Regions from separate parts of the Homo sapiens genome. Here regions 1 and 3 are each linked to region 2. The links are chromatin loops, found by intact Hi-C in ENCODE. Cell type or tissue: dorsolateral prefrontal cortex. All regions are shown on one strand.

Evidence for each region. A loop is a pair of places that touch in the nucleus more often than their neighbours do. Peaks named below come from ENCODE experiments on the same cell type or tissue, not always from the same donor. Only the 100,000 strongest peaks of a DNase experiment are listed, where the experiment ranks them.
Region 1: a loop joins it to region 2, with 13 times the contacts of the local background. A loop is called at or near these places in 20 of 110 quality-filtered maps.
Region 3: a loop joins it to region 2, with 21 times the contacts of the local background. A loop is called at or near these places in 5 of 110 quality-filtered maps.

The regions. Positions count from the first base shown.
Region 1 is chr2:114,724,303-114,729,302 of GRCh38, forward strand. All of the region lies in intron 1 of DPP10 (dipeptidyl peptidase like 10), which reads left to right. Among named protein-coding and RNA genes, the nearest start is that of DPP10-AS3, 110 kb to the right of the region's middle. In dorsolateral prefrontal cortex, CTCF peaks have their summits at 2,971 and 4,963 (motif pointing right); a DNase peak (open chromatin) is centred at 2,919; H3K27ac peaks cover 502 bases.
Region 2 is chr2:115,080,652-115,085,651 of GRCh38, forward strand. All of the region lies in intron 1 of DPP10 (dipeptidyl peptidase like 10), which reads left to right. The region is part of intron 4 of LOC105373575 (a long non-coding RNA gene); the gene reads right to left. Among named protein-coding and RNA genes, the nearest start is that of DPP10-AS1, 78 kb to the right of the region's middle. In dorsolateral prefrontal cortex, a CTCF peak has its summit at 2,777 (motif pointing left); DNase peaks (open chromatin) are centred at 2,780 and 4,060; H3K27ac peaks cover 2,380 bases.
Region 3 is chr2:114,612,654-114,617,653 of GRCh38, forward strand. All of the region lies in intron 1 of DPP10 (dipeptidyl peptidase like 10), which reads left to right. Among named protein-coding and RNA genes, the nearest start is that of DPP10, 170 kb to the left of the region's middle. In dorsolateral prefrontal cortex, a CTCF peak has its summit at 2,190; no DNase peak of the experiment used is centred here.

The DNA.
Region 1 (5,000 bases), 360 kb before region 2:
TATAGTTCAATAACGTATAATCAATCACTAATCAATGTTATCGCTGTATTGTCCAACAGACCGCCAGGATGGCTAAATAGTATAAAGGAGAGCTTTATTGGCAATATCAGTTTGCAAACCAGGAAGAGACAGTCTCTGGCATGTACCTAAAGTGCTTTCTCTTCAAAGAGGTAAAAGGCAGGTTGATTTTTATACCTCACAGTCTGTATTACACAATAGACTCATACATACTCAGCCGGTTTGGGGGGTATGAGGAGAGTCAAGCACATGCACAAGGGGTAAACATATATGTAACATACTTCCCATGTTCACTTTGAGGTAGAGTTTTAGCATTAAAACAAGCTGGAATTTGGCTCTTTACATCAAAGGTGAACTTTAAGGCACAAAGACAGTTTGTGTGCAGCCTCTGAAAGCTGACTGAAGCTGGATTAAAGTCTGGAGTTGCTTAAGAGGAAAGAATGTTTGAAGGCCACTCCCCTGTCCAATCAGAGTTGTAGTGATCTGGGTTATAAATAAGAGGTAGAAAGGGAGTAACAATTTGCTTGATAGCTCCTATTGTTAGGAAGTTTAGCAAGAGTGTGGGGTTTTTTTGTTTGAAGCTGTAAGAATTTAGGAAGTTGCTATGCCAGCTGAGCTCTGAATTCTGCGCCCATAGATAATATTTATTTTCTTAACCTTGGGGTCTGTCTTAGTTGATAAAGGAGCATCTATTTTGGTTTCTCAGATCACATCTGTAAACCAACAAAAATTCCTGTCAAACAACTTCGTATCAGCCCACTCTTTTTTTCCCTTTTCCCTTTGAAAACCTGCTTGTAACAAGCCAAATGCAGCACTTCCCAGGGCAACTTGGAAATGTGTCCCAGCCATTGTCCTCACTTTGGCTAAAGTAAACTCTTCCATTAAAATTATATCTGATGCCTCAGCTTCTTTCTTTAGGTGGACATAAGTCATTTCGAACTCCTCTCTATCCACCGCACTACGCATATTCACATTTTTTCCATGTTTTTCCAATTTTGAGTCTGATATGCTTCTTGAATCAGTTTTTCACCACTTTCCATCACCTACCACCTCTGCTCTGCATCAAATTGTCTTCTGCTCAAATCAGTAGACTATTTCCTTACATGACCTTCTTACCTTTAGCCTTGGCTCCCTTAGATCCATCTTCCCCAAAGTTTCCAGGTTTCAAAGGCAACATCCGATGATGCAAATTCTCTTTCAATAGCTCCACATCTTCTTTGGATGATGCTCAGAGCTTCTCTCCAGTGCATCTGAAGCTTTTCATATAACGATGATGAAGACGGCTGATTTTTACTGAGCATTACTATGTTCCAGATACATTGGATCAGATCTTTTCATGGACATTACTTACTCTCTCAAAATAGTCCCCTAGAATAGATGTGATTATCCTCCTTATGTCTCTTTTACAGAAGAAGAAACCACTTTCAGAGTTTATTTGCCAGGCTAGGAAGTATTGGAGAAGAGATTTGGTCCAATGCCAGTCATTAAGTCTTCCCCTGAATATGTGCTCACAACTAGTATATTACACTTCCCTGCATCTCCTAAACCGAAATGACAAACCAAAACATTTTAGAGACCCAATGTGTAAGAATAATTGAATGGAAGTGATTTCAGCAAAAGTTCTTCTATAGGCTGGGTGCAGTGGCTCAAGCCTGTAATCCCAGCACTTTGGGAGGCCGAGGCGGGCAGATCACGAGGTCAGGAGATCGAGACCATCCTGGCTAACATGGTGAAACCCCGTCTCTACTAAAAATACAAAAAAAAATTTAGCTGGGCATAGTGGTGGGCGCCTGTAGTCCCAGCTACTCTGGAGGCTGAGGCAGGAGAATGGCGTGAACCCGGGAGGCGGAGCTTGCAGTGAGCCGAGATTGCACCACTGCACTCCAGCCTGGGAAACAGAGCGAGACTACGTCTAAAAAAAAAAAAAAAAAAAGTTCTTCCATAATTCAGTTGGGAAGAGCTAAACTAGCCAGCCATATGGTTCAGATGAACCAGTGATCTCCTCAAATTGATGTCCAGTGCCTCACTCCCCAAGGTAAATAGCAATGAGGAATGGTTCTACTGACCTCCTTAACTTGTCATAAAATTCACACTTTTATTCGTTGTGGAATGACACTTTTAATATTTCTTTTGTAGAAGAAATCCAGGTTTCCAAAAAGCCACTGACAAACATTTCAAGTTAGGCCTGGTGGCACTGCACTTAAATCAGTAGTTGAATTTAATCATATTCATTTTTGCACTGAAATATTTGTTTCTGTAACTATTGAAAAATTTCACTTTGCTGTTTTTTTCTCTAAATGATCTTTTATTTCAATTATGGAAAAATAGAAAATAAAGCTTCTGAAACCTATATCTGTCAGAAATAATCATGGAAATCATTGGGCATGTCAATAGCCATGTTTTAACATCAACTGAATGCCCTTTAAGCAGGCCACCTGTAGTTTGAATTGTGCAGGAAAAAGAAAATTGCAAGGATAAGCTCATTTTTTCCTGGGAATATTTCATAGAAAGTTGTGCTCAAAGATCAAAGTATGATTAGAATTTTTAATATTAAGCTCTGGGAATGGAAATTCTCTTTTTATCATACATAAATATAGTTTGAATTATGCATAGTCTATCTTCATGCATGCTTTCAGAAGGACATTTCTCAGAGAGAGGAAGATGCACATGGCTTTCTAGGTTTTCCACCTGGAAAAGGAAGAAATTCAAATGTTTGGATCCCAATTTTCCCAGCATCATCCTTTTCATGTCCTTAAAATCTCACTCAGAGAAGCTATTTCTTTTTCACTCCTGATAGCAACAGCGTGCTGTTGGCCTGGAGCTTGATTTGCTGTAGAGGCAGTAGGCTGGGGCTTCTCTGGGGAACACTGATTAAGCAGGAATTCTGGGAGCAGGCGATGGCTGGCAGAGTGGTGGAAGTGAGCCTGTGAGGGCAGCAGCAGCACACAGAAGCTCAGTGTGCTTCTGGTGACAAGGTCTTCAGAGACTCTTCCTCGAGGCTGGTTTGCAGCTGGGAACATCAATCTCTCTCCTGACCAGGGGCTTATTAACATTCTGAGTATCACTTTCAATTAAATTTCTCCAATGCTCATTTAGTTTCTAGTTAATAAGGCAGGACTGGATGTCATGTATGATCCAGCAGGTTGTTTTTAAAGGATAAAAATAAAAGGAGCCCTGGGATAAGTTAAAGCGTGAGGCACTGTTCCTGGGCCAACATGTTGCCCAAACCACTGGCCTCCATTGGCTTTGCAGGTGGTCTCAGGGCATGTTTTTTAATGTACTTTTCCCTAATGGAGGATTTCAATCAGATATTCACTCTTAGGAAAACCAACACATTGTTCCCCGATGGCTGCACAAATTCAACCAGCTTTTTTAGTTCAAATTATTGTGTGTTTTGTGTAGTAAAGAACTCCTATAAACAAAGAATGGAAGTAGTTTCTAGGAGGTACCACAAATAGAATTCGCCAGCCTCTGAACAGCTTTTTTGAGGTGATAACGCTAATAATGAAAATAATAGCAGTGAGAGTCACTACTTATTCAGTGTCTATTATCTGTCTATCACTGCGGTCAGCACATCACTTAAAAACCCTCATTTAATTATTACAACAATGCTAAGAGGATTAATGTCCAATTTTGGATGGGGAAACTGAGATACAGAGCTTAATATCCCCATGATCAAAGGGCTCATTTGTGCTAATAGAGAAGTGGTAACTGTGTAAATAATAATCAGTGTTTCATCTTCAGGCTTTTCCTTCTTCTCTTTTCCATCTACTTGAAAGACTTAGAACAGTGTAGAATAGTCTCAGCTTCAAAACAGGTCTCCACAGACTTCTTGGCGAACAGACCACTAAGGTAGAAGGGTGATAAAGTGGGAGGCAGGCAGGGAGAAGGAACATAGCCCCCTTTCCTATGGGAGGAGCCAGGAGGAGAAGATGCATACAATCAGCACTTTCTGCTCTAGGTCAAGATGCCCTGCTTATTCTTCTAACCTGGGACAGCAGAGACTTGTCAAGGGCTCCAAGATTTTGGAGTTAAACCCTAATCTGGGCCCTACTATGCCCTTTTCTAGTTATGTGACCCTGGGAAACTGACATTATTCTGAGCCTCGGGTGTTTGTAAAGGCATGACTCTCCCACCCTCTGGTTAAAAACCTTAATCCTAGGTGACAGGAGTAGGTACATGAACCAGGATTGGTCATTCATAGTGTCTGTCCCATTCTCTTGGACACATAAATGACTCAGAAATGGACTTTTGACTTCTGCAAGCCAGGTCTGTCCAGAGAAGCGGACTGCATTTGGAGAGGGTTCACTAGATAAGTAAGATTTTCAACCAGCCTTTGACCCTACTCTACAGGGTAAAATTACAGAATTTGATTAGATTACATTCTCTCTACGTCCAATGAGCTCTAATCGTCTATTATTCCATCTGAAGGAAAATACACATACAGTGTCTCATTCCGTATAGTTGGATTATATAAAATTACACGTATGGGGGTGGTGCTTGAGGCAAAATCTGTTAGGTAGTAATGAATAACTAAAACAAAGAAATGCTTTAAAAGGAGTTTTGCAAAATGGCTCTCTGCACTAGAGTTTGGAGGTCTCTTTTGAAATAATGTTTGAAAACCAACCCACTCACAAGAAACTTTGTAATTTTTGGTGTTTTTCTTTGGCATGTGATTCCAGACCCATAATGGGAGGGAGGTTTAACGGAGACAGGGTTTATAAAATGCTGAGCGGCTGTGATTAGAGCACAACGGCTTTGTATAGAAATGTGCTAACAAGAAACAATAAGTGGCATTTGAAATAAGAGGCCCAAGGGAGAATAGGAATTCATGAAGAAAAGAATGTTAAAATAAATACTTGCTGAGTACCTAATGCATTCAACCAAAAGCAAAACTTTTAATACACATTTCCAGTTGAAAATCAGAAGGTGGCAGCACTGCTTACTGAATAGTTTCAGATGAAGCCTCCAGGGAAACCTGG
Region 2 (5,000 bases):
GATAAAGCTTGCCAACCCTTCATTTAAGAGATCACTCAGTGCAGATCGTGTATTTTTTCCCACATATTTCCATCTTTTTTGCTCTTTATTGTTTCTTACACCTTAGATGCACCTGGAATCATTTTCTCTCTGTCTACAGTTCATCTCTTAGAATGACTTTAGTGAAAGTTGTCACAAAGACCCCTCTCAACATTGTTGCTCTGAAAAAGTCCGTTTTTATCAGCATTCCTGAAATGTTCTCTAGATTATAATCATTCTCTTTTAGTGCATTAAAGAGATTATTCCACTATTGACTGTCTGACTTTGTTGCTGTTGAGAAGTTAGCCATCAGTCAAATTCTTGCTCCTTTGAGGGTGATATTTTGTTGCTGTTCTTCACCTGTGGCCTTTCTTAAGATTTTTTTCTCAGTCTTTTTTTCCCCCAGCAGTTTCAATGTAACATATTTAGTTGCAGATTTCTTTTTAATTATCTTGCATGGGATTTGTGAGCTTCTTGAATCTGCAGATTACTGTCTTTCAGATCTAGAAAATTGTCAATCACAATCTTTTCAGATATATCAGCTGTCCTCCAGTCTCTCCTCTCCATCTGGGACTCGGATTACATTTCCTAAATCTTGTGTTGGTGTCATTCATGGTTAGTAATCTCTCTCATGTATAGTCCATCATGGGTCTTTTAAAATTAAACTCAAGATAATTGTTTGCAAGCTATCTTCTCAGATACAAAGTCTGTCTTTAGCTGTCTTCAGTTTGTTGTTAAGTCTGCTCACAGAGATCTTAATTTCTATGATATATTTTTCCAGAAGATTTTTTAAACCTTCTATGTCTGTTTCTATGGTTCCCTGTCCTCTGCAGATATCTTTTAGTTGGTCCTTCATTTATTTACACCTTTCAGTGTAGTTGTTTTATAATCAGTATCTAATTACTTATTAATAAATATCTGATGTCTTTACCTTTTGCTGTGGTTCCGTTTTCCATTTCTGTCCTTTTCTACTTGTTCTCATAGTCTAGCACCTTGTTGTCATTTTTGACATGATGAATATTCTTTTTGAAAAAAAAAATTTAGAACTAATTGACAAACATTTTTCAAAGAGAATGTTCATTGCTGCATCAAGTTCAAGACGTGGTACAGAAAATACATGACTAATTCTACCGAGGTTCTACCACTTCCATTCACCCTTTGCCTGAGGGCAAACTCTTTAGGGTCTCAGTTTATCAAGAAGGAGTCTTATTAGACTTCCAATTTTAGGTGAATTCTGCATTAGATTTTGATTCCATTCCCAGAAGGCCTCTGCTAGGAAATCAAATACCTTCAGGGAAAAATCCGCTTTTGTACCAAGATAAATTTCCAAGTTTTCATTATTCCTTCTTTTCAGGCCTCAAAATGTCTTATTGTCTTGTTGTCTGTGTGATGCTTTTAAGAAATTATTTTGTAATATTTTTATCAGCTTTTTTAGTTGTTTTCAACAGGCCAGAATGTCCCTGTAAGCAGACCCTCCCATTACTATAAACAGTAAGCCTTCTGAACAGGCATTTTAACAGTAAGAGTATTAGGTTAAGTAAGGTCTTAAATAAAAACCTTCCTGCTAAGGTCTTTGCTTCCTCTGCTGCCTTTGTGAGCCAAGGGGAGGTTTCTCACTCTTTAAAACTCCTGTGGGCTTAAAGGAAGGTAGCCAGGCTTCGTGCTCTTTTAGCTCCAAACTGGTACAAAGTCTGTGTTAAAATAGCCAGTCGAGGCCATTTTTGTCTACATGGAACTATGGTTATGGCATGTAACCAGAATGCTAAAAACTCTTTGCTGGTAACATTGTAGACTGCAAAAATGGCAACTTGGCAGCTTTTTGAAAAATGATGTGGAGTCGATTTCTTCACCCTTTCATTCTGGACTGCTTTGCATATTACTTGGTTAATACAATGCTACAGAAAGGATGTTGGATATAATCTGAGTAGTCTCAAGAATTTTGAGGTATATCCACTCTTACTTTTGGAACTCTGTGAACTTCACATCTAATAAATTACTGGACGATTTGAGTCCATATGGAAAGGTGCCCTACTCATTCCAGCCAGTGAACCTACCAGCTAACTACAGATGCATGAGCAATCTCTCTTTAGATCAACTGAGAGGAACCAGTGTGGCCCAGACTAGAACCACTCAGTGAAATTCACACCAGATTGCCAACCTAGGAATTCGTGAGCTAAATAACTGGTTATTGTTTTAAGCTACTAAATGTAGAAGAGGTTAGGTTTGCAGAAAAACTCAACACCTAGAGCTATATTACTTTATTTAAATTGTTCTTCTTAAAATTAAATCTCTCTCAGTTATCAAATCAATGAGCATTTTTCAGTCCTTATCTAATGAGACTATTTTACAGTATCTGACAGTATTGATTATTCGTAAACAATCTATACTCTTTTAGTGTCTATGACACTGGATCTTTGTGCTTCTGCTGGAATTTCTGTACTATTCATTCTTCATTTCCCTTGTAGATTTTATTTCTTCTTGTTTTCCTTATAAGTATCAGCATTTGTTAGGTTTCCGTCTTTTTCTTATGTTTCCATCCACAAACTCTCCCTGTTGGATCTCCTCCACTTTTTTTTCTATTTCAATGACCACTTTGTATAAAGATATAAATTATGTCTTTATGCAAAGCCTCTTCCTGCATTAAAGTCCTGAATATATAATCTGACAGTTAGGTAATAGTCAGATATATGTCCCGAGGCCCTATGCTTCAACATATCCCAAAGTATGTAACTGCGTTCTTCTCTGCCATCTGCTGGCTGGCTATTCCTCTATTTCACATAGTATCACAACTAGTCACCCAGCAACCTACTAGAGAAACCTGGCATAACACATGCCTCCCTCCTCATTATATTTGTGTCCACTCTGTTTCTCTCGCACTGCTCTAGTTTAGGCCTTCCTTCTCTCTCTTTTGAAACATTATGATCGTTTCTTGACTAGTATCCTTAGCTGTAGTTTGTTTCTCTTATATCTATTCTAAACTTAGCTGTCAAAAAAGTTATTAAACAACAACTTTCAGAGCATTTGCTACAGTGAATTTGGCAAATAATAAACATATTTGCTACCACAATTTTTGTCTCTGCCTCTGAAAGTTATCACTAAGTGATTTCTGCAAGATTTTCATGGTAGCATCCAACTACACAGCCAGCCATTGCTATTGGATAGGAGATAGCTTTAAACCTGAAATCTGTTTGCCTTAGGATTGTCAAAGATTAACAAAGCGGGACAGTAGTTAACATGGCAGGGATATATTTTAATCAGTAATATACTACTGCAATAAGGAAGAGGATCTAGTTCTATCACAAACACCTCTTCTAACATCCAGGTTAGTTTTCTTTCAGGTGTCTTTGTATGAAACATCTAGAGTGGGTTAGGGGCTATACCTTTGTGATCCTGTCAAACCTATATGACATCCTATCAATATGAATACGAAACCTATATGAATCCCTATTAATATACCTGCTCACAATTTTGAGGTTTTCTGATGATATTTCTATTTATTTCACTTGGACTCTGTGAAGTCAAGTACTGTATCTTAAATATTTTTATATCCCCATCATTTAGCACAGTACGTGACAATTAAAATCAGTCAGTGATTTTAAAATTTAACAACAACAAAAACACATAATAATGCGCTGACCTCCTACAACTCTAATAGTGCTTGTGGGCTCAACATTATCTGAAAATTGTTCATTTAGCCAGAATTATGATTTCAAAATAACTAAGGACTATAGGCAACTCATTCTATTGCCTCAGGGAAACGTCCAAGGTGTCCTACTTTTGTGGACATGTGTCATCTGACAAAAGGTTGTCAAGTTCACTGTTCTTTCCAGTTCTGCCTGGTACTATGATTGCAGTGCCTAAGCAGCTTGAATTTCCTGGGCAAGTGTGCACCATGCTGTAATAATTCAGAAGCTGTTTTTGTGTTCTTGAAACATATGGTGCTAGCTCAGATTTATCTTGGGAAAAGCTGGTCAGGAAGAGAAACTGCTGAAGAGCTGAAATCTCTCCCAGCAGCTAAGAAAACAACGGAGGGACACTGGCGTCCTTCCTCCGAGAGCTCAGGCTCTCCGCCAGTTTGTGGTCCATATGCTGAATCCAGAGAGCTGCTTCACTTCTAATAACGATTGTGTTAAGTTGTGTGAGGCTGATATTCCTCCAGAGGGCTCACAGTTTCAAGCATACCTAAAAGCACCTGTTAGGAAGCAGAGCCTCAGAAAAATGCATTAGCATTTCTAGGAAAAGGGCTTATTTTTATTCTTCTTGGTTACAGAGTTGCAAGTTGGCTTGTTCAGAAAGAGCTGTTTTTGCACCACACTGATGTTCAGTTTGGTGCAACATTTAAGTCTGGGAAGAGCACAGAGCCAAATGTGGCAAGAGATGGCAATAGAGAAAATGCCAAGTGCCCCCTGGCTTATCTCTTGTAGAAGAATTTGTAGCAAGGCTTAGACCACCTGAAATGAATAGCATTCTGCAGTTCTGTCTGAATTTCACTCTGTGATTTATTATTTCATTATACTAGACTGAATTTGAACCAACAAATAGTTCACCCAGGGAATAAAATATACCTTTACTTTACAGATCCTTTCCCTTCCCTTCCCATATCTTTTTCTTCTTTCTGTCCCACCTCCACCAATGTGTGTATGTGTATGTGTGAGCACGTGTGTGTGTGTGTACTCACATCCATTCTAATTACTGGAAACCTACCTTTGCTGGAGCAGGTTAAATATTGCCTCTTAAATATTAGTATGTTTAGAAAGCCCATTCCTATAATAAAAGTGGTCATTTCTACCCAGTTGTTCCCAAATTTCAATAAATTAATCTGAATAAATGAGTTTATAGATATTACACTTAGAAAATGCATAGTTAAAAGGAAACATTTTAATAAAATAACACTTTTGAAAAAGCCAAATTTCAAACTGGAAAATCAGAAGCAGGTAGTGGCCAGTGCCACTAGAACATGTTAGGAAATCTCAAAGTTTCCC
Region 3 (5,000 bases), 470 kb before region 2:
TTAGAAATAAAATAAATCACCGAAAAACTTGAAGCAAAGTAGTTAGCAGTTCATAGAAAAATCCTGAGTTAGATTCCTGGCTCAGTCTTTTACCAGCCATGTGGCATTGACTGAGCCTCCAAGATGTATGTTCTTTATCTGTTTACATGAAAATCATATTTGCTAATTCTTAAAGTTATGTATATAGAGTTATTTCTAAATGACATATAATAATCACTTAATGATAATTTTATGAGAAACTATTTTCAGCTACCTGTTATTTTTACAAAAGAATCACATTAAAAGATGCTGTTAAAACTATGAGAATACATGAGATATAGGTGGTTATTAGTATTTGGCATTCACACCCAAATATCTAATCACTAAAATTATTATTAATAATGAAAATGAGGCAGATGATCATGACATTTATCCCCAAATCTCTAGCACCTTGCACAGTTTCTGGTACGTATTTAGCTCCCAGAAATAAACACTGAATTGAATTTATGGTAAAATAAATTTTTAGAGGCTTTGATATTCCATTTTTAAGCATCCAATCTATTCTATACACACTCATATTAGCATATTTATGTGACAATGAAACTATTGCAAACAGAGAGAAGATTATTAGGTTATGGATATTAAGTTAATGGGGAAGATATAAAATATTTAATAGCTTGGGCTAGACCACATCTTTTAGAAGAAGAAACTGAGGATGAAAAAATTTCCGTGAACTGCCAGGACACAAAATTTGAGAGGGGCGGAGTTGGAATTAAAACCCAACCTTTTCTCAAGCCAATTAGAATGGCAATTATTAAAAAGTCAAGAAACAACAGATGCTGGTGAAGCTGTGGAGAAATAGGATTGCTTTTACACTGTTGGTGGGAGTGTAAATTAGTTCAACCATTGTGGAAGACAGTGTGGTGATTCCTCAAAGATCTAGAACCAGTAATACCATGACCCAGCAATCCCTTTACTGGGTATATACCCAAAGGATTATAAATCATTCTACGATAAAGACAAGACACATGCACACGTATGTTTATTGCAGCACTATTTACAATAGCAAAGACTTGGAACCAACCCAAATGCCCATCAATGAGAGACTGGATAATGAAAATGTGGCACATATACACCATGGAATACTATGCAGCCATAAAAAAGAATGAGTTCACATCCTTTGCAGGGACATGGATGAAGCTGGAAGCCATTATTCTCAGCAAACTAATACAGGAACAGAAAACCAAACACCACGTGTTCTCACTCATAAGTGGGAGTAGAACAATGAGAACACATGGACCCAGGAAGGGGAACATCATACACCAGGGCCTGTCGGGGGTTGGGGGCCCAGGGGAGGGAGGGCATTAGGACAAATACCTAATGCATGTGGGGCTTAAAATCTAGATGATGGGTTGATAGGTGCAACAAACCACCATGGTACATGTGTACCTATGTAAAAAACCGGCACATTCTGCATATGTATCCCAGAACTTAAAGTAAAATAAAATAAAATAAACCCAAGCTTTGCCTCCCTAACACAATTTAGCTTTCCTTCATACTTCACCAGACTGATTTATCTACTCCACATCACCGGATTTTTGCAGGTCTTTCAAAATCTCATTTATGCATCTAGGATAAACTTAAATTTAAATTTAATTTTATGTTAAGCATTGATCAAACTTGCAAAGTCCCTCTAAGTATTGTGTTGCTCTTGTTATTGCTGTTGCCCTCTCTCCCCACCTCTAATCCAAATTCCTAATGCTTGGTCTTTCTTTTTAAACAAAGAACTTGTTTTCATAGAAATGAATCTCTTGTGGATTTTTATGTTATATGTCAAGCTCCCTTATGAATCTATCCAAAACATCCAAAGAATAAATCCCAGGACAGGAGGAACTTGTATTCACACATCTAATTAACCTTTAATTGTCTATTGTGACTGCTTTGCAGTTCAATAGTTGCTTGATTTTTATTGCCCGCCTAATTAGTGTGGTTAAAGTGGCTTTTTAAGTCAGATTTTATTATATCAGTTTGCTTACGCAATTTCGGGATACTCCGGGAAGTTCCAATAACATTGTGATTCTTAAGTGCTATATATGTATACACATTTGTTGTTTGTTTGCTTTTTCTCCTCAGGAAAAAAAGTGCTTTGACCAATTTCTCCCACTAGAGTGTATGAGTAGTCTATGAAATTCCTTAATGATAGCAAAAGCCTTTTCATTAATTGTGCATAAATTATCAACACAGCCAGTCAATTCTAATTAATCATTTTTCTACCCAATAAACCACCAGATTGACAGATTTAGAATTCTGAAACAAGGGGAGCAGTGAAGGAAACCACCCAAAATACTGCAATTTAAGGCAAACTAACATATATGCACATCTCTAAAAATCAGATTCTACAGCTGTAATTTATTAGTGAGTCCATGGAATGTAGCTAATTGAGTATGCATCTATCAGGGGATGGTTAAGATTTAAAATAATCAATTAGATGTACAAATCTTATTGCATACCATGGATCTTTTTTCTTCTTTTTGTTTGCTGTTTTATTTTCTAAGTAAAGAATAAACTTGCCTCCAATTATATAATTTGTATTTTCACATGTTAGCATTCTTTTCTTGTTCCACAAACTTTCTAAATTACTGAAAATTATCATGAATGCAATTTAATTTTCTACATACTGAGCACTATGGTTGTCTCTAATATTGGCCACGGTTGTAGTTTCCCTTAGACTCCCTGAGCTCTTGCTTTATTTTCTTTGTCTCTATTCTCTTGGCTTTAAAATAGAGTTAAGCAGTTTGAATTATTTCTAGATCTCTGTCTCTCTCTGTATTGGAGAGACAAAAGATCTAGTGCTTAGCAGAGTCCTCAACTCATCACTAATAGTCAAAGTATTCAGTGGCAATTGCCCTGTGTATGAAAACAGCAGTGCAATACAGAGTAAAAGTACTGGGGCATGCTGTCTCTTGCACAGAACAGGAACCAAGAGTAATGGGTTCTATTCCCTACTCTATGTTTGATTTACTGGTTAGCCTTGGGCATACGATGCTTCTTACCCTTTCAATGCGTTATTCTTTCCATCTGGAAAACAAAGATAATTGTACTTGTAGGGAGGGAAAAGGGAGAACCTGACATAAATTAGTTTGGATAGAAATTATTTGCAAGATTCAAAAATGATTCTGAAATGTAATCCATTCCACATTTATTGGGCATTTCCTATGTTCTAACAATTGTGCTGAGTGCTAAAGAATACAGAGTTTGCCATTACATTGGTGCTCATTATCTGATAAGGTGTAGCCATATAATGGTAATTATAATATAATGTGAAAAGTTAATATTGATGAGCCCAACTATCTATTTCTAGCAGAGAGAACTGAACTAAAATTTATTTGAAACATCTTCTGTAACTGTTGGCTCATCATAAATCAAAGTGAATTGCATTTATAAGGATAGTTTGTCTATTAGTAATCTGAATGAAGGAAGACAGGGAAAGACATCTGGAAAATTACCACAGTAGACTGGATTATCGCTTGTAACTCTTTCTTCCCCATTGTGAAAGAATTACACATGAATTGTCTTTACCACTTGACTTTGTAGCGACTCCCATTACAATTGACAGAGTGTGCATCCGTCTTCCATTGACTGTGGTTTTGGTGTAATGACTTGCTGTACCCAGTGGAATACGTTGGGCCAATGAGGAGACATTGCACCAGTTCTGAGTTGAGTCTTGAAGAGTCATGGGAAGTTTCTGCCAGCCTGATGGGATTTCCTACCATTTGCCAGGACAAGATCATGCTTCAAGTAGCTTTGCTCCTTGGCTTATGATAAGAACAAAGAAATGCTGCACAGACTGAACTCCACCAAAAGCCTGGATTCCAGTCTAACCCAGATGATACCAGTCTAGACCAGCTGACCCTCAGAAACACTTAGGAGAACAACATAAATGCTGTTGCTGTAACCTTTGCAGACGTGGGGACTGTTTGCTCACAACATTATCACGGTTAAGGAAAGAAGCTGGTTAATAAAACATCTTTTTGTAAACTCAAACAAAATTATTGACTAAGGAAGTGGTCATCAATAAATGATAAAACTATTAGGTGAGAGGTTGATGGGAAATTGAGTCTTTACATGGTGTCAGACTGTAACTCCACAGTTTCTTGCCAGGCAGAGAGAACAGACATAACATCAATGGAGAGATCAAGCTTTCACTACCTTAGTACAGTGAGTCACTAATTATGTGACAACCAGACACCATAATACAGCATATGATGACACATCAACTTCTCAGCATGACCTATGAAGTGTTTTTGCCAAAAGTGATTAACCTGAAATTAGCAGAGTCCTAGGTCCCAACTCTCCCTTTACAGGAAATACAAGGGATAGAGATAGAAATTAAATACCACCAGTTAACATCAGAAAAATTCATCAAGCACACGTTCTATAAGACAACTGACTGGTTACTTCAACAAGTCAATGTTACAAAAAGAAAAAGTGACAAAGGAGTGGAAAAAACCATATTACAATGCAATGTGTGATTCTAGAGTGGATCCCAGTTTGAATGAAAACAGCCGAGAAAGACACTGGAAGACAATTGAGGACATTTACGTATGGGTCAGCTTTTAGAATCACTCAGAAATTATTATATGGTTAGGCTTAATATACTTAATATAGTATTGTAGTTAGTAGAAAACTGTCCCAACTTTTAGACATGTATAAGGAATTATTTAGAGTTTATAGCTTATATGTAAATAATTGACTTGAAATTACATAAAAACAGATACTAAAATTATGGCAAAGATGTTAATGCTGATTAAATTTGGAGAAAATATATTAAATGTTTATGATTCTATTCTTTCTAAATTGTATATGTTTGAAAAATTCTAAAATAAAAATGACCAGTGGCAGTGTACTTAGGACTCATGCTAAAATCATTTGAGATGTCACTCTGTGTGCAATCTGGCCCTATGTTTAGTGTTGTTTTTAGTGTTCTCCAATTATTTCACTCATTTAAAGGCTGTATCCAG